2 separate regions of the Homo sapiens genome follow, and region 1 is linked to region 2. A link is a loop called in an ENCODE intact Hi-C map of the cell type or tissue named here. Cell type or tissue: heart left ventricle. All regions are shown on one strand. Each heading gives the region's core, and the rest is flanking DNA. Links, peaks and the distances in the headings are about the cores only. Region 1 overlaps LOC105372114 (a long non-coding RNA gene). Region 2 overlaps MYO5B (myosin VB).

What was found. Peaks named below come from ENCODE experiments on the same cell type or tissue, not always from the same donor. Only the 100,000 strongest peaks of a DNase experiment are listed, where the experiment ranks them.
Region 1: a loop joins it to region 2, with 6 times the contacts of the local background. A loop is called at or near these places in 8 of 110 quality-filtered maps.

The regions. Positions count from the first base shown.
Region 1 is chr18:50,351,488-50,362,917 of GRCh38, reverse strand. LOC105372114 (a long non-coding RNA gene) reads left to right here. Exons shown (of 3, transcript XR_935466.3): 2 at 6,966-7,060; 3 at 8,474-8,909. Among named protein-coding and RNA genes, the nearest start is that of SKA1, 18 kb to the left of the region's middle. In heart left ventricle, for the core only: a CTCF peak has its summit at 5,481 (motif pointing right); a DNase peak (open chromatin) is centred at 5,507.
Region 2 is chr18:49,857,137-49,868,566 of GRCh38, reverse strand. MYO5B (myosin VB) reads left to right here. Exons shown (of 40, transcript NM_001080467.3): 28 at 4,187-4,426; 29 at 5,240-5,340. Among named protein-coding and RNA genes, the nearest start is that of SNHG22, 49 kb to the right of the region's middle. In heart left ventricle, for the core only: CTCF peaks have their summits at 6,679 and 9,642 (motif pointing right); DNase peaks (open chromatin) are centred at 2,846 and 9,656.

The DNA.
Region 1 (11,430 bases), core at 1,143-9,142, 490 kb before region 2:
AAACAACAAACATTTATTTCTCACTGTCTTAGAGGCTGGGAAGTCCAAGATCAAGGTGCCAGCTGACTGAGTTCCTGATAAGGGCCCACTCCCTGACTTCCAGGTAGCTGTCATTGTGTCTTCACGTGGTGAACAGAGAGAGAGAGAGAGAGAGAGATCTTCCTCTTCATATAAGGCCACTAATCCTATAAGCCCCACTCTTGAGACCTCATTAACTTTAATTACCTCCTAAAAGCTGTATTTCCAAAGTCAGTCATGTTGGAAGTTAGGGCTTCAACATGTGAATTTTTGGGAAACACAATTCAGTCTATAGCACATACATATAATTTTTTTGTTTTACTATGAAAGGCTAAACTTTTATGTCTCCAGCTGTTAGTGTCTAGCATTTTAATGTGACAGAATGTGTTTAGAGAATAAGAGGATAAAATAAGGGGGGAAGGAACAAAGACACACACAACAAAATTTATTTAACGATGTCCAATTATAGTAAGAAAAACTTTCCTCCTTCAGGTTGCAGTGAGTTGAGATTGTGCCATTGCACTCCAGCCTGGGCAACAAGAGTGAAACTCTGTCTCAAAAAAAAAAAAAGAAAAACTTTCCTCCTTCTAGTTCACGTTAGAGGATGGCTGCTGCATAAGGGGGTATAAAATGTCCAACCCAAGCAATAACAATATCTGAATAATCCCACAAACCCTCACAGGCTATAGGTGCACTGACCTCAAGAGTGACTTAGAGACTGGGCATGGTGGTTCATGCCTGTGATTCCAGCACTCGGGGAGGCTGAGATGGGTGGATTGCTTGAGACCAGGAGTTTGAGACCAGCCTGGCCAGCATAGCGAGACCCCCCATCTCTATTTTTTAAAAAAATTTTAAAAAACAACAATAAAGAGTGATTCAGAGCTGACTGGAAATTGGAGCACTGCCTTCTGTTTAAAGAAAAGGAGGCTGGGTGTGGGGCTCATACCTGTAATCCTAACACTTCAGTAGGCCAAGGCAAGCTGATTGCCTGAGCTCAGGAGTTCAGGACCACCCTGGGCAACATGGTGAAACCCTATCTGTACTAAAAATACAAAAAAAAAAAAAACAAATTAGCCAGGCCTGGTGGCGCATGCCTGTAGTCCCAGCTACTTCGGAGGCTGAGGCACGAGAATCCTTTGAACCTGGGAAGTGGATGTTGCAGTGAGCTGAGTCGCGCCACTTCACTCCAACGCAGGCAACAAAGGGAGACTGTCTCAAAAAAAAAAAAAAAAAAAGAAAAAGAAGGAAAAAGAGATGTATTAACATAGCAGCTTTGTGGTACTGAATTGCTTGTTTTTTTTTTTGTTTATTTGTTTGTTTTAATAAGCAGAGATTGTATTTCAGCACCTTTTGCCCATGCTTCCTTTTCAACACAAAGGAAAAGAGTAAAAGCACTGTTACCATTCAAGGTGGAAAATTCAATTTGGATCACTGGAGGAGAATTTAATAAAAAGAAATATTTAAAATATATGGGTAGTTTACAGAAGATAGCAAATGATGATGGAGTTCTCTGGGGCTTGCAATCTCAGGGAACAGTTATTATTACCTCTAAGCACAAAGATTGAAGGTCATGGGGTGAGGGGTCTATGGAATGGGTCACCTGACAGGAACTATGGCCTTCAGTATCAATTCAGAGAACACTCATGGGGAGAATAAATACCTGCCTCCATTCTCCTCCCACCTATGGATCTTTTGCTGATAACCCTACACTGGTTGGCTGAACCCAACCTGAAGCCAGAAGGCAAAGGAAACCCTAGGTCAGCACCCACATTCCCCCACTGGGTCCAGGACTGGCTGGAAAACCACAGAGAGTGGATCTTAGGGGGCAAATGGAAGACACCAGCACAAGCCTTTAGATTATGCTGTTCACATACTGACATACTTTGTGAATTTGATAAAGTATTTATCAGAACAGTCATTAGTATTTTACATATAAATATTTGAAATCAAGTACTATAATAAGTTACATAAGTATATCTTTTATTTGATAGGGATTTTTCCCAATGCATTTTAAGCACTTTAAAGGATATTGTTACGTTGGTATTTACAAAGTGGGCAGTTGTCCAGTTTCTGAGATAGAGAAGTATAAGGCTTGCCAAATTTCCTAGAATCAATTAGTTGTGGAAGCAGCTGCCAATCTGATCTCTAATAACGGGCCACAGCAAAGCCAGACAGAACCATTTTCATGTCATTTACATCAATGTTTTCATTTTGCCAGATAGGTTTTAATCTCCCAGGCCAAGGCATTTTTCTTGCTTATCTCCTGAAAGTTATTTTTTTTAAGGAAAAATTTAACTATAAAAAGGAAAACACAGAATTTCATTTTATTAACTGCCATTATGATGTGCAAGTCTATATAATGTATAATGAGGCAGTTTTGGTGTTTTAGAAGTCCTCTATGTGGATACAACTAAGCATACTGAGGTACAGATTCTGTATATAACCTTTATATAAGGTTAAATTAATAACATGTACTTCAAAGATGCTTATAGTAAATTGCAAGATTGTAGATCTTTGCATCAAAGATTTATCATACATCATTAGAGCACTCCCAAACCTCCAAATAAACTTCCCAGATAATTTAGAAAATGGTTAAATTATGATAGGAATCTTTCACGTGACATTGCATCACTGTTATAGCAGAGGGGACAAACCTAGGCACAGTGAATTCACCTTCCCAGATGCAATTGGTGTTTGAGAAAAATTGAGGCTGCCCAGAATGAGTCAAAGCTGCAAATGAGCTCCCCAGAGCCTGGCTACATTCAGGGGAGTAGAATGTGTGCCCCTACCATGATGGTTGGTAGAGCAGCAAAGCTCAGTACTCTGTTCACCATGTAGTGGTCACATGCACATTCTGCAGTTGAGTGGATTGGGTCTCCCTTGCCAGACTTGATGAAGCTGTTCCAAGGCCCAGATTTTCACCTCTGCATTTTCGCTTGTACCCTGTTGCCAAACCATTCACTTCACCTCAGTGCCTGGGCAGGAACATCACCACTGTGATTCTACTTTCATAAGCAGTGACAAGTGTGAGTTCACTGTTATGACAAAGGATGTGGTTGCCAATTCCGAAGCTGCTGTGGATGGCAGTAAGGCAGGATAGAGTGGAAGAGGCAAGCTGGTCACCTCACCCCCGAGCCCCACTCCACACAATGCATTTCTTTTTTTTTCTTTTTCTTTTTTTTTTTTTTTTTGAGACAGAGTTTTGCACTTGTTTGCCAGGCTGGAGTGTAATGGCAGGATCTTGGCTCACTGCAACCTCCTCCTTCCAGGTTCAAGCGATTCTCCTGCCTCAGCCTCCTGAGTAGCTGGGACTACAGGCATGTGCCACCATGCTCAGCTAATTTTGTATTTTTAGTAGAGACAGGGTTTCTGCACATTGGTCAGGCTGGTCTCAAACTCCCGACCTCAGGTGATCTGCCCACCTCAGCCTCCCAAAGTGCAGGATTATGAGCATGAGCCACCGCGCCCGGTCCACCCAATGCATTTCTTAACTGTCTGTCCTCCTGACTAGGGTCTACACCTCTCTGCCATCCATTATACTTCACTGGTCTTGCCCAGCTCCTGGTCTTGCCTCTTCCACTCTATCCTGCCTCACTGCCATCCACAGCAGCTTCAGAATTGGCAACGACATCCTTTGTCGTAACAGTGAACTCACACTTGTCATTGCTTATGAAAGTAGAATCACAATGGTGATGCAGTTGACAGGAGGGCAGCCACACCTGACATTATGGTCAGTAGTGAGCTTGGGGGTGATGGCAGCTCCCTTTCTGAAATGCTGATGTGGAAACCCAGGCTTCTTTGCATGAGGCACACATCCTCTCTTGATTTGGCCCCTGCCTGCCTCATCAGCTTCATCTTTCAGCACCTCCTGCTTGGACGTTTATCTCACAGCAACAGCTGCCTGTAGGGTTGCTCCTGTGCCCCTGTGTGTGACCCCCCACCCCTCCCTCTGCCATCAGGACACACACAAGCCCTGCCAGCCCACCCATGTTGTCTGACCCCACTAAGTCTTTGGTTATGATGTTCTTTCTACACCTCTCATTATTCTCTATCTCAATCATCCATTCATTTTTCAAAATGTAGTGAACGAATCCCCTCCCATTGGAAGCCTTCCTTGATCCCTTCTTGGATTAAGTTTCCCTGCGAGTTTTCTTCTGATTTAGTTGGTCTAGGGGTGGGGTTCAGAATCAGAAATTTAAAAACTCCTTGGATAATTCTAATGTGAATCAGAGTTGAAAGCCATTGAGGGAAAAGAAAGGGAAGATGGGAGGAAACAAGACGGTGGGGCTTTCCAGGTTCCTACCTGAGGCTCACTGGTCTTCTACTGAAATGCAACACCAGGAGGGGTGTCAGGAGTTGAACTGTGCTCACCCCACATTCATATTTCAAAGTCCTAACCCCCAATACCTCAAAATGTGACTTATTTGCAGATAGGATCTTTACAGAGGTAATCAAGTTAAAATGAGGTCATTTGCTGGGCCCTAAACCAATATGACTATTGTCTTTACAAAAAAGAGGAAATTTGGACATGAAGACATGCAGAGAGGATGGTGATGTGAACAGGCAGGGAGAAGATGGCCATACAAGCCAAGGAGAGAGGCTTGGAGCAGACCTTCCCCTCAGAGGAAACAACCCCTGCCAATACCTTGATTTCAAACTTCTTACCTCCAGCGCTGTGGACAATAAAGTTCTGTTGTGTAAGAAGCCACTCAGTTTGTGGTACTTTGTTTTGGCAACCTGAACAAATCAATACAGAGGGTAACAATAAGAAAAAGCCCTACCAGCGTATTGCTTGAGCTCAGGAGTTCAAGACCAGCCTGGGGACCATGGTGAAACCAGGTCTCTTAAAAAAAATACAAACATTAGTCAGGAGTGGTGGCACGCACCTGTAGTCACAGCTACTCAGGAGGCTGAGATGGGAGGATCGCTTGAGCCCAGGTGGATGAGGCTGCAGTAAGCCATGATGGTGTCACTGCACTCCAGCCTGGTTGACAGAGAAAGACCCTGTCTCAAACAAATAAATAAATAACAAAAGAAAAAGAAAAAAAAAATTCTCCACCATCCCTGGATTCACTTGTATTTCCTATGAGCTAAGCCTGGGCTCTTCCTGGTGATGGATTGAACTTATCTTTGCATTGAGGAGATATTGTTTTTAAAAATCATGAGCTCTAAAGGAAAGGTTTTTGTGTTCAATACACTCTGTAAGAAATGAATAAGAATGTTCAGATAATCTTTATGTAGGTCCTTAAGAGTTAAGCTTTGAGTAGAGAGGCTGTTTCTTGATGATGCCAAAAGGATGAAGTATTACCATAAAGCAGAACACGTTATCTCTGAGTGCTATCAATAAAGCTCCATCCAAATCATAGCTTACTTAGAATGCTGAATATTTGTCATCTTCCTCAAACGTGAGAAAACAGATTTTGGCTTTATTGTAATGCTGGCTGGAAGGTTTACTTGCCACATGGCCACAAGGTGGCAGGGCAGTGCCATTCTTCTGGAAGCCACCAGAAAAACGCAGCTAGGACTACGTGGCCACAGGTAGGAAGTCAGCAGTGCTCTTCAAGTTTATGAAGTTGAACTTTCGCTCTCTTTTTAAGCACTCCCTTTTTCTGAAAATCAAAGTAGCACATGTTTTTAATTGAAAATGTTATCCTGGGCAACATAGTGAGACCCTGACTTTATAAAAAATTTAAAAATTAGCCAGCTGTGGTGGTACACACCTGTAATCCCAGCTACTCAGGAGGCTGAGGCACGAGAATCACTTGAACCCAGGAGGTGGAGGCTGCAGTGAGTAGAGATTGTGCTGCTGCACTCCAGCCTGAGTGACAAAGAGAGACCCTGTCTCAAACACACACACACACACACACACACACACACACACACACAGAAAAATATAAAGAATAAAACAAAAAATTCATTATCCCACCACTCAGAAACAAACATGGGATGTGTAGACCATTCCCAGCCTTCTCTGCCAATGCCACCTGCTTAGGATACCCCTCTCTCACCTGCTCTGCAACACCCCTCCTGCCTTATCTCTCTCACTTCCTCACTCTGCCTAACGTGCCTCTCCCCATCTTTCTTCTTAACACTCACTACTATTTCACAGCAGTTGTCACTGCCTCCTCTGCTAGTCCGTGAGCACCATGTGGGCAGATAGCTTGTCCTGTCAACCCCTACCACCAGGAGCAGCAGTCCCAGGATGTCAACCCACTGCATTGCAGAACTGTCTATTTCTCCCTTCAAGTCTGTCATTTTTTTGGCTTCATACATTTTGGAGTTCTGTTGTTTGGTGCATGTCTCAGTCCCTTTTGTGTTGCTATAAAAGAATACCTGAGACTGGGTAATTTATAAAGAAAAGAGTTTTATTTAGCTCATGGTTCTGCAGGCTGAGGATCTCAATGGCATGACCCTGGCTCTGGCAAGGGCTTCTGTGCTGAGTCACAACATGACAGAGAAGGGCAAAGAGGAAGCAGACGTGTGAAGAAAGAGAAACATGAGGGGTGACCTGGCTTTGTAACAACCACACTTGTAGAAACTAATCAATTCCTGTGAGAACTAATCCAGATCCAGTCTTAAAATAGGAAGAACTCACTGACTATCTTGAGAACAGCACCAAGCCATTCATGAGGGATCTGCCCTTATGACCCAAACACTTCCCACTAGGCCCCACCTCCCAACACTACCACATTGGGAATCAAGTTTCAACACGAGCTTTGGCAGGAACAACAACAACAGCAAAACCATGCCCAAATCATAGCAGTGCATATATGTTTATTATTGTTACATCTTCTTGATAAATTGACCCTTTATCAATGAATAGTGAATTTGCTTGTCTTTTGTAATTTTAACTTCATGTCTATTTCATCTGATATTAGTGTAGTTATACCAGCTCTGTTTTGGCAACTATTTGTGTGGAATATCATTTTCTGTCTGTTTATTTTCAGCCTATTTGTATCTTTGGACCTAAAGTTAGTCTCTTGTGGGCAGACAACATGCTTTTATTTTTTAATCCATCCTGCCAGTTTTTGTCTTTTAACTGGTGAGTTTCAGTTATTTATATTTAAAGTGATTACTGATAAGGAAAGATTTACTTTTGCTACTTTGCTCTTAGTTTTATATATTTGTTATGTTTTCCCCCCAATTCTTTCAATATTGCTTTCTTGTTTAATTGATTTTTTTCTAATACAAAGTTTGGATTTCCTCCTAATTTTCTTTTCTGAATATTTAAAAATTATTTTCTTAGGAGCTGCCATGTACTTTCAATTAACATCCTAACTTTTTTTTAAAATAATCAATAGTTATCTCTCTGTATCTATGGAAGGTTGGTTCCAGGACCTCCCTTGGACCCCAAATCCTCAGATGCTCAAGTCTATATATAAGATGGTGTAGTATTTGCATATAATGTACACACATCTTCCTGTATACTTTAAACCATCTCTAGATTACTTACAATGCCTAATAAAATGTAAATGTTATATGAATAGCGGTTATGCTGTACTATTTTTCAAATCCATATGATTTCTAGTCATATTATCTGTGTTGATTTTTTTCAAATATTTTTGACCTTTGGTTGGTCAAATCCTCAGGTACAGAATGTGCAGGTACTGAGAAATAATTACAATTATTATCATTATGAAGAAATTTCAATACTGTAATTGAAATTTGTATCAGGTTAGCTTTAATAATATACAAAAACTCTGCTCCTATACAGCTGTCTCTTCCTAAATTACATCTTTATACATTGTCTCCCATTAACACATATTTATAATAATTTTATGCATTTGTCTTTTAAATTATATATGAAACAAAAAGAAAATTTACAAGGCAAAAACATAATAGTGGCTTTTGTATTTACCAATGTAGTTACCTTTACCAGAGTAGTTCTTTAAGGAAAAGAAAAAAGAAAGAAAGAACTACTCTGGTAAAAGTAACTACATTGGGTTTTTTGTCTGTCTGTTTGTTTGTTTTTTAGGCAAGGACTTGCACCCAGGCTGAACTACAGTAGCATTGCATGATCTTGACTTACTGCAGCCTCAACTTCACAGGCTCAAGCAATCCTCCCACTTTAGCCTCCAAAGTAGCTGGGACCACAGGGATGTGCTACCATGCCTGGTTAATTTTTCTATTTTTTGCAGAGATGGGGTCTCCCTATGTTGCCCAGGCTGGTCTTGAACTCCTGAGCTCAAGTGATCCTCCCACCTCAGCCTCTCAAAATACTGAGATTATAGGCATGATCCACCATGCCCAGCTTTATTTCTTTGTATGCCTTCTAACTCCAATCTTACGTCTTTTCATCCTGGAGAACTCTTTTTAATAGTTCTTGTAGGGCAGGTTGGCTAGTGATGAACTCTCTCAACTTTAATAGGGATATCTTAATTTTTGCTTCATTTCTGCAGTAGAATTTAGCCACATATAGAATTTTTGGTTGACAGCTTTTTTTTTTTTATTTCAGCACTTTAAATATGTAATCTACTGTCTTTTGGCCGACCTAGCTTCTGATGATAAATTGGCTGTTAAACTTATCAAGGATCCTTTGTACATCATGAGTCAATTATTCCTTGCTGCTTTCAAGATTCTCTGTCTGTCTTTGTCTTTTGAGAGGTTTATTATAGTATGTCTTGGTATGTATCCCTTTGAGTTTATCCTTCGTGGAGTTTGCTCAGCAACTTGGATGTATGGACTCATGTTTTCTTTTTATCAAAAGTCACTACCTCTTAATATTGTTGAAGTTTATTGAGTTATTATGTTTAGAGAACTAAAACAATGCCTGGCATATAACACCATTATGAAATATCAGTGTCTGTTTTTTAGTGTCAATCACTTCTGTCTAAATCTGAAAGGATCTAATCAAAACTCTAGTAAATACATATCCTCTCTGTGTCCCAATTTTCTCATCCTCAAATGTAAATAACAATAATACCAATCTCACAAGGTAGCTGTGAGAATTAATTGAGTTAATACATTTAAGAATTTATATATCTGGCAAATACTAATTTGCTATTATTACTATAATAATAATTATTATTGGTTGTAAATTCTAGTATATAAAAATCCCAGATTGAAGTTGCCAGTTTGTCTTGTAAGGAGGTTGGAAGTTGTCATTCCCATTTTCACAACAAGTAAAAAGCTGAAAAAACTGAAAATTAACCATTTTTTGTAGCTCCATCAGATAATTGAGGTCACAGGGCTAACCACTGCTTCCCAAGTTGGGAGTGAAATCATTGCTGGAGCCAGTACCAGGGTAGGAAAACATAAACTATAATGGATAAATTGCTGGAGTTTCAGTGTGGACAAACTTGACCTCTCAAAGGTCAAGTCTTAAGGGGTCCCACACAATCGTACATTTTGTCTTCAGTATCCCTACTAAGTTCTCACAATGAGAATTAAAAAAAAATCTCCCCATGTTTCTGGCATGGGGAGGAGAAAGTAGTCATTCTGAAATGTACACAGAGAATTCTACGGATGGTTCAACTTATAATTTTTTGACTTTATGATAGTGTGTAAGCAATATGCATTCAGTAGAAATTATATTTTGAATTTTGAGTTTTGATCTTTTCCAGGGCTAGCAATATAAGACACAATAATCTTTCTTGGTGCTGGGCAGTGGCAGCAAACCACAGCTCCTGGTCAGCCACATGATCACAAGGGTAAACAACTGATACTCTAAGGTGTACTGTGTTGCAAATAATTTTGTGTTTTTGTAAACCATCATGTATACAAAATGTCCATCTGTGTCTCCTGCTTCGAAGAAGAAGAAGAGGAGGAAGAAGAAGAAAGAAGAAGAAGGAAGAAAAAGAAGAAGAAGGATAAGGAGAAGGAAGAAGAAAGAAGAAAAGAAGAAGAAAGAAGGAAGGAGGAAGAAGGAAGAAGACGGAAGAAGAAGAAGAAAGAAGAAGAAGAAGAAAGCAATTACCTTTTTTTTTGAGGCAGGGTCTAGCTCTGTTGCCCGGGCTGGAGTGCGGTGGGCGCAATCATGGCTCACTGCAATCTCTGCCTCCCAGGCACAAGCGATCCTCCCATCTCACCTTCAGAGTAGCTGAGACTACAGGTGCATGCCACCATGCCAGCTAATTTTTTTGTAGGGACAGGGTTTCACCATGTTGCCCAGGCTGGTCTCGAACTCCTAGACTCAAGCGACCTACCCACCTTGGCTTCCCAAAGCACTGAGATTACAGGAATGAGCCACCATGCCCAGCCACAATTACTCTTTAAGGTAAAATTTTACTTAATTGCCCAGCATAAAGGCATTAAGCCAGTAATGGCCACTGCACATGTTAGAACCTTCACAATTGACAATCTCAACCATCTTAAAGGATAAGAAGCAAATAACTAATGCAGTGAAATTATCAATATTGGTTAAATCCACTCTCATCACAAAGGAAAGAGCTGGGCTAACTGATTATATGAAAAAAAATTATTTGTCATCGGGATGGAAAACCAGATAGAGACGAACATACCATTTAACCTACTGATGATCCAGGCTAAGGCAAGAAGTCTTTTCAACACATTAAAAGAATATGCAGATGATCCTAGATATATGCAAATGTTTACAGCAAGTCATGGGTAGTTCCAACGCTTCAAAAAGTGTCATAATTTTCATAATGTGAGGCCAGTGGTGAGGCAGCAAGTGCCAATACTGAAGGTGCTAAAGCTTTTAAGGAAGAGCTGCACAGGATAATTATAGACAAGAAATATTTTCCAGAACCAATATTTAATGTTGATGAAATGAGGTTGTTCTAGGAGTATATGTCAGAGCATACACACATTTATGAAGAGTCCAAGACAATGCCAGGATTCAGCACATTCAAAGACCGTTTTGCATTCTGCTTTTGAGTGGAAATGTTGAGGAGTTCAAATTAAAGTCTTTTCTAACCTAACACTCAGATAACTCTAGAGCATCCAAGAATGTGAGCAAGCAGACATTTCCTAATTATTGTCATCATAACAAGGAAGCCTGGGTGACATCTGCATTGTTTGAAGACTAATTTTTGACTATTTCATTCTGCAGGCAAGAGACTATTGTAGGAAATACAATATCCCATTCAAGATGTTTCTGATCTTAAATATTGCTCCAGGGCATTCACAATGTATCAGTGACATGCATTCTGATATAAAGGTTGTATATCTCAACCCTGAACACAGCCACACATTCTACCAAGGGACCAAGATGCAATAGCTCCATTCAAAGCATACCATTTATTCCGAAGCATACTGTTTCCCCTTCCATTCAATCTGCACCAATGATGAGCCCTAGACACCATCTGCTATTCAAGAAGTTTGTTCTGGTAGAGCTCTTACAAGGATGATAGCAGAAGCAGGCCAGTGGCATGGGTTAGATAAAACCAGAGGGTCAGATGACTGATTGACTGGGAGGGTCTCTGTCCAGACAACATTTTCAAAGTTTAGGGA
Region 2 (11,430 bases), core at 1,762-9,761:
ACCCTGCTTACGGCCAGCAGCAGTGTTGGTTTTTCTTTATCGACCTGCTATCAGCCAGAGCTGGATTCAAATCAGGAGATGGTACCCACTGACTCAGAGTTTGTGCAAGAATGATAGAGAACTAAGAGTCCAGCTTGGCACTTAAACACTTTTCACCTCAACTGACTATCCAGCCATTGGCTTATCCAATGTTGAACGTGCATCAGAAAAGACTCAGTTGAGAAGATCCTTCGAGTGTTTTTTTTTCTCCTTAATGTGTCCTTTTTATAGACATTTTTCATTTTATTTGTAAATTTATTAAAGTAATTCTGTTCATCTTAGAAAAATTTTAAAATACAAGAAAATCTAGAGAATTTTTAAAAAATCCATATTCCTGCCACTTAAAGGCAGTCTCTGATATTATTTGGATATTTATTTCTAATGCTTTTTATATGCATATTTATATAGTTGTTATATATATAATTTTTCTGCTTTTTTTCTCACTATAACGAGCATTTTTCTACATGTCTTTGTAAACATGATTTCCATGGTTGATTAAAATTTTATGACATGATTATCACAATTATCCATTCTCTAACTGATGAATATACTCTCATGTTTTACTTTTATAAATAATCCTGTGATGAAACTAGGCTTTTTCTGAGAGAGAACTGGACTGTCCATTTTATTAAAATTCCTCATAATTTTAAAACAAGCTGTATCCATTACTGTTTACTGTGGCTAGATTTGTGAGAGCCATTTTCACAACTTTAGCTTGTTTTATGGAACACGGATCAGTTTTACTGGCTTAAAATCTTACAGAGTTATAGAATGGTGGTATAGTGTTGACTATATATAGAATTTCAATGAACCCTTATTCAAAATTGTGCCGCCTCCAGTGGTAACGCTCATCCCGTGTGAAATATCTACTTTGTAGTGGTCATCCTCATAGAGTGCTTTCCAGGGATGGACTGACGTTTAAGAAATAGACACCCAAACTCTCTACAGAAAGGTTTCCTGCCCAGTCCAATGTCCAGCTAACCTAGGGCTACCCAGGGACAGGAAATCGGAAGCATGCGGTGTGCAGGGCCCAGCCTCAGCACACTCTCCCGGGGCGGTTTCACCCCCACCCACCCACACATCCTCCCAAGACTTCAGTCCTCACCAACATACTGATCCATCTCTAGCCCATAATTCCAACTGCTCACTGCGCCGTGGGGACTACAGCTGCACACATCTGAACCCTGAAACCCCATCTTGTCTCAATAGATGACACACGTCACCCAAGCATCTAGACTTTCTTCCCACTCACTTCCCACATCCAAGCAGTCTCCAGGTCTTGACAGTTCCACCTCCTAAATCTCTGTATCTCATTCACATCTCCCTCTGCTCCCTGCCATGGGCCATGCCACGTTATACTCCAGCCAGGTGGCCCATCTCCCCATGCAAACCAGGGAAACCCTTCTGAAGCTCTGCGATGACCAGCTCACTGCTTTTTCCTGGATCCAGCTTCCTTCCCTGGATTTTGGAATCTCTTGACCCCCACCAGCTCTGCTCTGTCTTCTGCATGACAGCATTTCCCCGGCAAGTCCTGCTTGTTCTTCTCTGAGGCCTTTGTACCTGGAGGCCTCTTGTCTGCCTTTTTCACATAGCTAGCTGCTCCTGTCCTTTAGCTGTCAGACCTGTTCCCTCCCCTTACCCTCTGGCCCTACCCCTCTGAGTCAGTGGATGGCATTCTTCTGTGTTCCCCAGTCACTCTGGATTCACTCATGTCATAGTGTGTTCCAGGCTGCAGTGCCATGATCTGTACTTTAGTGTAATTGATAGGTTCTAAGCAGGTGTTGTGCCTGCAGCACCTAGCACAGTGCCTGGCCTGAAGAAGGCAGATGATGAAGATTGGTGGGAGGCAGGGCCGGGGAATGGGACTCCCTTATTCTCCAACTGGAATGGCATAGCATTTGGGTGCACAAAAATATGTCTTTCACACAAATTCGTCTGTTTCCATTTATATGAGGTACCTAGAAGGTTCAAACTCAGAGACAGAAAGTAGAATGATGGTTGCAGCAGATGAGGAGCGGGGATGGGGAGTTAGTGTTTCATAGGGACAGAGTTTCAGCTGGAAAAGGTGAAAAAGTTCTCGAGATGGATGGTGGGGATGGTTGCACAACATAAATGGACTTAATGTCACTGAACTGTGCACGTAAAAATAGGTAAGATGAGGTCGGGCGTGGCGGCTCATGCCTGTAATCCCAGCACTTTGGGAGGCCGAGGTGGGCGGATCACGAGGTCAGGAGATCGAGACCATCCTGACTAACATGGTGAAACCCCATCTCTACTAGAAAAAAAAAAAAATTAGCCAGGCGTGGTGGTGGGCGCCTGTAGTCCCAGCTACTCGGGAGGCTGAAGCAGGAGAATGGCGTGAACCTGGGAGGCGGAGCTTGCAGTGAGCCGAGATCACGCCAATGCACTCCAGCCTGGGCGACAGAGCGAAACTACATCTCAAAAAATAAAAATAGGTTAGATGGCTAATTTTGTGTTTTATATTTTTTACCACAATAAAGCATGCATATTCTTTTGGCACTGTTGACCAGAAAGGATGATGAGGGAATGGTAGTGAACCTGTGGGGGAGGAGAGGGGAGTGGAGAGGAGAGGTTATGTGTGGGGGACCAGTGAGGTATGGTTAGGGGAGATGGTGTCCAGGAATGGTTAGAGAATGGGATAAATAGAAATGTCACAGATGTGCCCTGGGTAGAAATCCTTGAAAAACAGCCAGAGCTTTCAACCAACCTGGCTCTGTCTTGAGGCACAATCTCACAGCTGAGTAGGGCCTGGCGTGGCTGTCAGCACAGGCACACAGCCAACAGCTGTCACCGAGCTCAGTTCTGGCCTGTCACAGCTGGAGGAAACCTTAGCCACCAGCTGTTCTCACTCCCTTAAGCCACACCTGAGGAGGCTAAGGTTCCAGGACTGTGCAGTGTGCACCTTGAGCCAGGAGGGGACCCAGGGCTGCCTCCACACCCAGTGCTCCTCTAGCATGTGACACTGGCTCTCCTGAGGATGGCCTTGGCTGCCAGAAGATCACCCAGGCACTGAGGGGATCCTTAACTCCTGAACTTAGTAAATAGACTCACCATAGGCTTGGTGACTCATCAATGATCATTATTAATCACCTTATTTTGGGGCCCTCATCATGTCTGCAGAGTTACTATCTCTATGCATGGTTCTAAATCTTCTGGAAATCACCACATATATGGTGGAGTCACAGGGGCGCCCTGGACCAGGAGTCAGGAGCCCTGGCCCTCTGTCCTGGGTCAGTCTCTAAACTTGCTGTGAGCCTTCCCCTCCCTGGGCTCAGCTTCCTCACTCAGCAAATCAAGAGATTCATTCTCCCCAGCGGTCCCCTGGTTCCATCATGCTATGGCTCTGTAACAAACATGCAACCAATGCATACTCATCCACATCTTTGGGTTTCCTTTGGGAAATTTTGAATCTCATGTATCCCAGGGTCCTGCCGGCAGTTTGTGTGTGATCATCAGACTTCATCTCAAACACAAAGTTAAATGTACTATCCAGAAAATATGAAGTATGTTCCAAAGTTGAGTTCCTATAGCACATTCAATTCTGTATGTAGGTATTTTTCCTCTGCTGACAGGGACAGTTGGTGGCTTTCTATATGACCAAAACAACAAAACTGTGTCCCTGGTGTATCTTCCAAGTCTAATTAGTCCGGGACAAAAATGATGCTTCCTGAAAAATAGGGAGCAACGGGTTCTCTGGGCAAATAAGTTTAGGAAATCCTGCATTCTTGTATCTTTTCTTGGAAAGTCACAAAGCGTGTGAACATATTTAGATTGTAGGAATTCTTATGTTTACTATATGTCATTTAAAATTGTGAGCCCAGCATTTCCACAAGGAGGAGTTTCACAGCCAAACATGTTTAGCAACACGAACACTGTTGAATCACTTTGGAGACTGCCGCTCTGGAGGCATTGTGCAGGTGCTTCACACTTGTGACTTGAAGTCATGAGTTCACATCCAGGCCCCAGCTTTGACTGCTTGCTGATGGCAGTCAGAACTTTCCATGTGTGTCAACGTTTAAAGAGCGAAGTTTCCCAGTGGACAAAAGAAGGGGAGGAGGGGAGGCCCACACAGGGAGAGAGCCCTAGGGCAGGGAGTAATGGCAGCGGCCCTTGGGCTGTCTTCCAGAGGCAAGAGCTGGAGTCAGAGAACAAAAAGCTGAAGAATGACCTGAATGAGCTGAGGAAAGCCGTGGCCGACCAAGCCACGCAGAATAACTCCAGCCACGGCTCCCCAGATAGCTACAGCCTCCTGCTGAACCAGCTCAAGCTGGCCCACGAGGAGCTCGAGGTGCGCAAGGAGGAGGTGCTCATCCTCAGGACCCAGATCGTGAGCGCCGACCAGCGGCGACTCGCCGGCAGGAACGCGGTAACAAGATGGCGGCCCGCGGTGGGGCTGCCGAGGGGTGACCCTAGGTGGTAGATTAGTGTTTTTTTAATTATCTTTACCCACGAGGGTCTAAAACCTGAAAGAGCAGAGTCTCTCGCTGTGGGGTCTCCTCCAAAAAGGCAGAGCAAAAGCCTTGCTGCCCTGTCAGCATGACCTTCCCTGGGGGATGCAGCTACAAGCTTCTGGACTCTTCTGAAGTTAATATGAAGATGTTTAATAGGTAACCTCAGGGTGGCCTTTTCACCTTATACCCCTTGCTGTTTGCTTTCTGAAGTGGAGAGAGTCATTGGTCCTCCTCAGTCCCCCAGGGTGGCAAGTCCTATTCACTGTATTTTCCTAATGTTCTCACTTTCTGGGGCAGACTAGAGCCAGAGGGTGGGGACAGAGGCCACGTGGGTCACTCCATGGGCTCTAAAAACCTGAGCCACTTCTGGGCATGAGCCTCGGGACAGCTGGGGTAAGCAGGTGCTGAGGAGTGTGGAGGATTCCAGCTGAACCAGGGTCTACCTGTGTGCTCTGGACTTGGGTGCTCTCTCCTCCCAGGGGCACCTCCTGGCCATCTTCCCCCACCGCCCCACATGCAGCTCTGTCTCAGCCTGGCCTCGTTGTTCTGTGTCTCTTCCAAGATGACCTTTTGGAGTCATGTTCCTGGCGTGGGTTTGATTGTGGTTATCTCTGTTCTTTCCAGGCCTTTGTCTTTTCCCAAAGGCATGTTTTTATACCTGTTTGTATATAAAGCCATTTTGTGGCAATTGTTTAACCAGAGTTATTTTTTTATCTGGGGCTTTCTAGGAGCCGAACATTAATGCCAGATCAAGTTGGCCTAACAGTGAAAAGCATGTTGACCAGGAGGATGCCATTGAGGCCTATCACGGGGTCTGCCAGACAAACAGGTAAGGCCGCCGCGGTCAAATGTGCTGGACGAGGCCGCGGAGAAGGGCCCTGCCCAAACGAGTCTGTTTGGGGTTTTCCTCAGGTGATGACCATGTGCTCAGCATCAGAGAATTATTTATTAGAGGACACAGAAAGACTGACTCAGAACCCCTGCCCTACTGTTAGCTCAGCAAGGCTCGAGCAACACGCTCTCAGCATCTAGAGCCCAGGTCCCCTGAAAAGGATTAGGAAAAAGGAGCTTCCCTGGGAGGATGACAGGAGTGGAATAGGAAGGTCTGGCTGAGAACAGCTTTTCTTCTTGAGAGGATGCTGGCTGGGGAGGGGGGTGGGGGGTGGCTAACTGGCAGCAGAGGGCTGCTTAGCCATCTGCTGCAATGCCCTTCTCATGCATGCAGTGTGTGTCACACAGTGGGGGCCCACCCTCTGTCATTCAGAACAGATGGAACCCAAGCTGGGCACTTGGGGGTGGAATGGAAGCATTTCACCTCCACCGTCTTAGCCAAAATGAGATCTCCCTGGATGTGAGTTTAGCAACCACTGTCCCCTCGAAAATAAGCTGAGCCAGGGTTAAGGCAAGCAAGAGTGATTGTCTGAGGGCAGCAGCAGGGCCAAGCGTTGTCAGCAGACAGAACGCAGACCCCCAAGGCAGAGTGTCTGAGAAGGTGCACTGCAGAGTCCACTCCTCACGGTTTAGTAGCGGTCACATGACCGATAGGTGCCTCAGTTGCCTCATCTGTGAACTGGGGACAGCCATAGCGGCATCCTTCCTGTGGCTTTGGGAAGATGGGGTGAGCTCCTATCACCTGTGTAAGGGACTTAGGACAGTGCCTGCCTGTGGTGCGCACATGATGAGTGTTACTGCCGTGATACTGTTGTTATCATCTGCTTCCTCATGCCCCTGTGGGCACCTATAAAAACGGAGCTGTCTGGCCGAGCATAGTGGCTCACACCTGTAATCTAAGCACTTTGGGAGGCTGAGATGGGCAGATCACCTGAGGTCAGGAGTTTGAGACCAGCCTGGCCAATGTGGTGAAACCCTGTCTCTACTAAAAATACAAAAATTAGCCGGGCGTAGTGGCGGGTGCCTGTAATCCCAGCTACTCAGGAGGCTGAGGCAGGAGAATTGCTTGAACCCAGGAGGCGGAGGTTGCAATGAGCCGAGATCATGCCATTGCACTCCACCCTGGGCAATGAGAGCAAAACTGTGTCTCCAAAAAAAAAAAAAAAAAACATGGAGCTGGCCTCTTCCCTGGCTACCTTTCTCTCTTACCTCAACTAATAGAATGTTGATCAAGTATTTGTTCAAAATTGGTGAAAATAGCAAACATTTCCCAAAAATGTCATTAGGTGGCACTGTGAGTGCCACTTTAAGTTTTTTTGCAAGAATGTCACAGAGTCACTGAAGACTTCTGGTACTTTGATTCCCAGATCTTTTCATCCAGTCCCTCTTTCTGCAGAGAAGGAGACTGAGGCCCGGGGGGGTGGAACAGCTTAGGCCCACGGGTGGCCTGTGCCTGAGTCAAGGTAGAATCCGGAAGGCCTGACTCAGGCTGGGGCAGTTTCCAGCCACTGAGTAGGTAATCAGAAGTTGAAGGTGGTGTCACAGGCTCCAGGAGGAAATTAAATTTATTTCAAGAGAGGTATAATTCTTTTCCCTAAAGGAGGGAGAAAAGGAATGAAGGTGACTCTCTCAGTGCTAAAACTGGAGTCAAGATTTAGTCATTTTAAATTATCTTGGGTTGAAGATAAGAAATGAGATGAATAAGAAAAAGCCCAGGTGATACTAAAGTAGAAGGGAAGAAGCAGCTGTGTGCTTGGTCTGACAAGCGGTGTGCGTATCTCCCCGATCTTCAGAGCCGTCACCATTGGCAGCCTCTTTTATTCATGCAGCGGTTGTCAGGGATCCAGACCCCAGTTTAGGTTTTCCCAGGGGCTGCTTAATACCCTGGATTTGTCTTCCTTTACAGCAATAATAATGATGGTGATAAAATAAAAATAGCTTTTATTATATCTTAAAATAATTCTGTTCCCAGCAAGCCTGGTGTACAATAGGAAATTAATAGCCTGTGAAACTGAGTTAAGTACAGAAAAGGAGCTGGCTGCCCTGGGGAGTGGAGGCCTGAAGAGCCAGCTTCGCAGTGTGTGCTGCACCAGGTGCTGTGGAAGTGGCCATGGTGGGCCTGCCTCTCTCCCAGTCTGGCCTTTAGCTTTGGGAAGTGTTCATGATTGCTGCAAATCCCAGCATTGAGGGAGGAGAGGCAGGGAACAGGGACCCAACTGGGATTCTGTGGAGCCCATGACAAGGGGATTCCCATTACCATGAGGGCCACCCTGGCAACTGGGGTGCTTTGGAGATAGACAGCTGCTCTGCGTTTCCTACAGTTTTCCTGTAATGGAGAGTTCTACTGTTTAAATATAAATTATATCTACACATGTGTGATTTGTGAAAGACCATTTAGAATTTTGATGACATCTATCCTCTCCCTAGAGGAAGTTACACTCATATGCTGAATTTTGCTTAGATTTCTGGGGGCTTCCATCACATTCCCAGTCATAGCCTCTTTAAGCATTCATGATCCTCAAGTTCAGAACTTTTATCACTTGCTAACCTTCATAAGTTTGTAGAGTTTTGTTTTGGTCCCTATAACTGTGTCTTTTCCCTTGTTTTGAACTCTGGGGAGAGAAGCTATTATTGAGGAGCTGCTCTGAGAGGAGCTGCAGGAATGCGGGTGGCACTTCTGCTTCCACAAAGCTTTCTCCTTTTTTACCTCTGGGAACTAAGAGACACCAGCATCATTATCACCATTTTATATATAGGAAAATGAAGGGGGAAGAGGGCTGTGAACATGAGCTGGGTGCTGGGCAGTTTGTCTTCTTTTCAGGGCTGTATATGGGAGAAGGATGGGGAAGTGGTTTAGGAGGGCACAAGTTGCCACTGCCCTCAGCCCAACCTCACCTCGGGGTGAGCACTTAAAGTCAGAGTTAGGTAGGGGCAGGAGTGTGGCCAGGGCTCTGGTCTGGCTCTTTGACAGTGCTCCTTTGATTCCTGTCCACTTCTACCCAAGCCTTATCAAGAGTGTAAAACTCCAAAGTGAGACTGGTGCATTCCCGAGGTCCCAGAAAACCTCCTAGCAGCTCCTCTCCATCCAGCAGGTCCCCGGCAAGACAGGAGGCCTCCAGGCATTGGCACCTGGGCTTGGTCGGGCGCACCTGGGGTTATTATTCACACCCGCCGCCCCCCGCCAATACACACACCAGGGGCCTGTCCGGGACAGCGGAGACTGTGTTTGACAAGGAACTGTGTGCAGTCTCAAGATTTGCTCGGAGCTGTTGGCTCATTTGACCTTGAGCCTCGGCTGCTGTGGGCTGCCTTGCTCAGAATGGCAAAGAAGGCGGGAAGAGCTAGCTTCTGCCCAGCCCCTCCCCAGAGGGCCCAGCTTTAACCAGTCCTGACTAAGAGCTCTTGGCTTTTTTCAAGGAGGTGATCATTTCCTTATGTTCCCCAAAGTTCTGCTGGTCCTGAGTTGGCAGCACAGTTTGGGTCTGCTGTAATTTCATGGCTAGGTCATATTAATCCACAAACTGTTCACCCTCATATGGCCAGGCCTAGGGCCTCAGATGTTTCTCTGTTGTTCCTGGTGTTTGGAGTGTGCCTTCCATTTCCCAGAGGTCCCAGGGAATATGCTAGGAGGTTGAATAGAAAGCTTGGGTATGAACTAAAGAAGTTAGGCTGTCTGTGGAGCACACAGTGGGCTTTTTAGAACCGGGAAACTGACCATCTCTGAGCTGGCAGGAATCTTGTCTGTTTCCCCAGGAAGGCAGGTTCTTAACTGTGGCGGGGCCATGGTTGATAGATCCTGTTTTTCCAATATCTTCACAGAGGCCAAGTAAATATTATCCTAGGCCTTGTCTGGCTTTTTATAAGATCTGGAAGAAACCTTTGCAATAAGGTTAGTAATTAAAGATCTGGAAGAAACCTTTGCGATAATTCAGTAGGCTACTTTCACTTTACCCGTAAAGAAAGAGAGGCCCAGGGCGTGGAGGTGATTAGCCCGGGCCACGGGCTCATTACAGGTGGGGCTGGGAGTTGCCCCAATGCTAGGTTCTCCAGCCAGTTTCCTGGATGCCGAGCCTCACTGCCCCCTGTGGCTGGAGACTGACTGCAGTGAGTTAACTTATCTCTGTGTGTCACAGTGGTCTCTCTGGAAATATTTGTAGATTTATTAATTGATATCAAGCACTTACATTTTCAACAAAAAATCCTGAGCCAAGTAGTTTGGGCTTTTTCTTTTCCCACCAGGAGGTGGCGCTCCCTCCCTGGCCTTGGCCCATAATGGCCTAAGTGGAGCTGGAGGAGCTCCTCCAGGGGTTCTTTCCTCTGGGAACCAACGGCTGAAGCAAGTTGGTTGACTGGTTTTTAGTTTACTCGTGTGTCTGATTTCCTGAGCACTGTGGGCTGCCTGGGCTGCACAGTTCTCTACTTTTATCTTTGTCAATAGTGCCTGGCTTGTTACAGAATTAAGAATTCTGGGAGTATGGCCCTGTGAGGCTGGTGGCCTGGGCATTCATTAATCCTAACTTCCTTGTGTGAGTCAGCTTCGCGTGCCCCACCCTAGAGAGCTCTGCAGTCTGTAGGTTTACGGGGACGACAGAGGTGAGGTGAACCTCTGAGACAGAGCCCCAGCAGCCCCTCCCTGGGGGGTGGGGGGCTGGAGGCTGGAAAGGAGCTTTAGTTCAAGGTCTGGAGACCCTGGGTCCTGGCGCAGGAGTCAGTGTCTCTCTGGTGTGGGAAAGGAGGTGGGTGGAGCCCAGGATCCCTGCACTTGTTCCCTTTCAGCGCTGATGCGCTCTACTTCCGGCCCTCCCCAAGAATCACTGCAGTGGTGCCTACAGTCCTCCAGTGAGCTGTGCCTTTGGGTTAAAGCACCAGCCATGAAAGGCCGTAGTAAAATGCAGGCACTAACATCTGAGACGGGATGATGCTGAGTTATGAGTTTGGGATTTGTTAAAGTCTATGTTGATGTTAATGATGGAGAGGTATAATGAGGCACATCGGACCCCCACTTCCTATCGTGGCCTGAAACAGTCTCTCAGGTTAAACATTAAAAGAGCCCTGGCTGAGGAGGAAGTCCCTTCAGATGGTGGGGGGCCTTAGGATTTTATTTTTGGTTTACAGATGGTTTGCACCCTGGGAATGAGGACGAGGGCATTACAGGTCCTCATTTAGGGCTGTTTGGATGCAGTTCTTGCTCCATTATTCCTGCCTGGAAAGCTGGAATCTGGCCTGCAGGAGGAGTACTCCAGGAACAGAGGCTGTTAGGAGCAGGGAGGTGCGGCAGAGTCCTGCTGGGGGCAGCAGGCCCCTACCTGCCCTCCTCCACCCAACTCTGCTGGCCCTTGAGTATCTCTGTGTGCCCAGGGCTGCGCAGGTTGAGGACCTAGGTGGAGGTGGAACATTGGACACACCTGACCTCCAGGAGCTGCCCTTGCTGGCATGGGGCAGACACTGGGTGACTTGGACACAGCAAAAGAGTTTGCATGTAGAGGGGTAAAGAGTTCTGCTTTCCCAAATTGAGTAAAAAGTGGTAACGCACCCCAGTCCCAAGGTCAAGGGGAGACATCATTCAGTTCTCATCTAGGGCATCACAAAACTTGTTTTAGCTATTGGAGAAAGACCCTGCAAGGAGAGCTGAAGTTAAGATTAGTTAATATTTTTGTGCCTTTAAGGAGTCCCAGAAAGATCTGCATTGAAAAGCAGGTAGTGTCTGCAGTCTCCTTCCTTACCCTGGGTGGGCCTGACGTCCCCCAGGGGCTTCCCATGCTGCTCTGCAGATGCAATGTGTTCCCCACCATGAGCCTGCTCACTGCCTCCCGCTTCCTCCATGCACACTTAGGGTTCTCTCCTCCCAGCCCCTTTTGCATCTCTCCCTGTGCTTGTCTGAATCAATCTGATTGAGGGAAGCACCATGTGTGAGGCTATGTGAATGCTTCCACACTACCCACACTGCTGCCTTGCTGCCATTTACAGAGTTACCAGAACAAGCTGGCCCTCTGCTGTCTCTGGGGCAGCATGCTTTCCCACCTGGGGT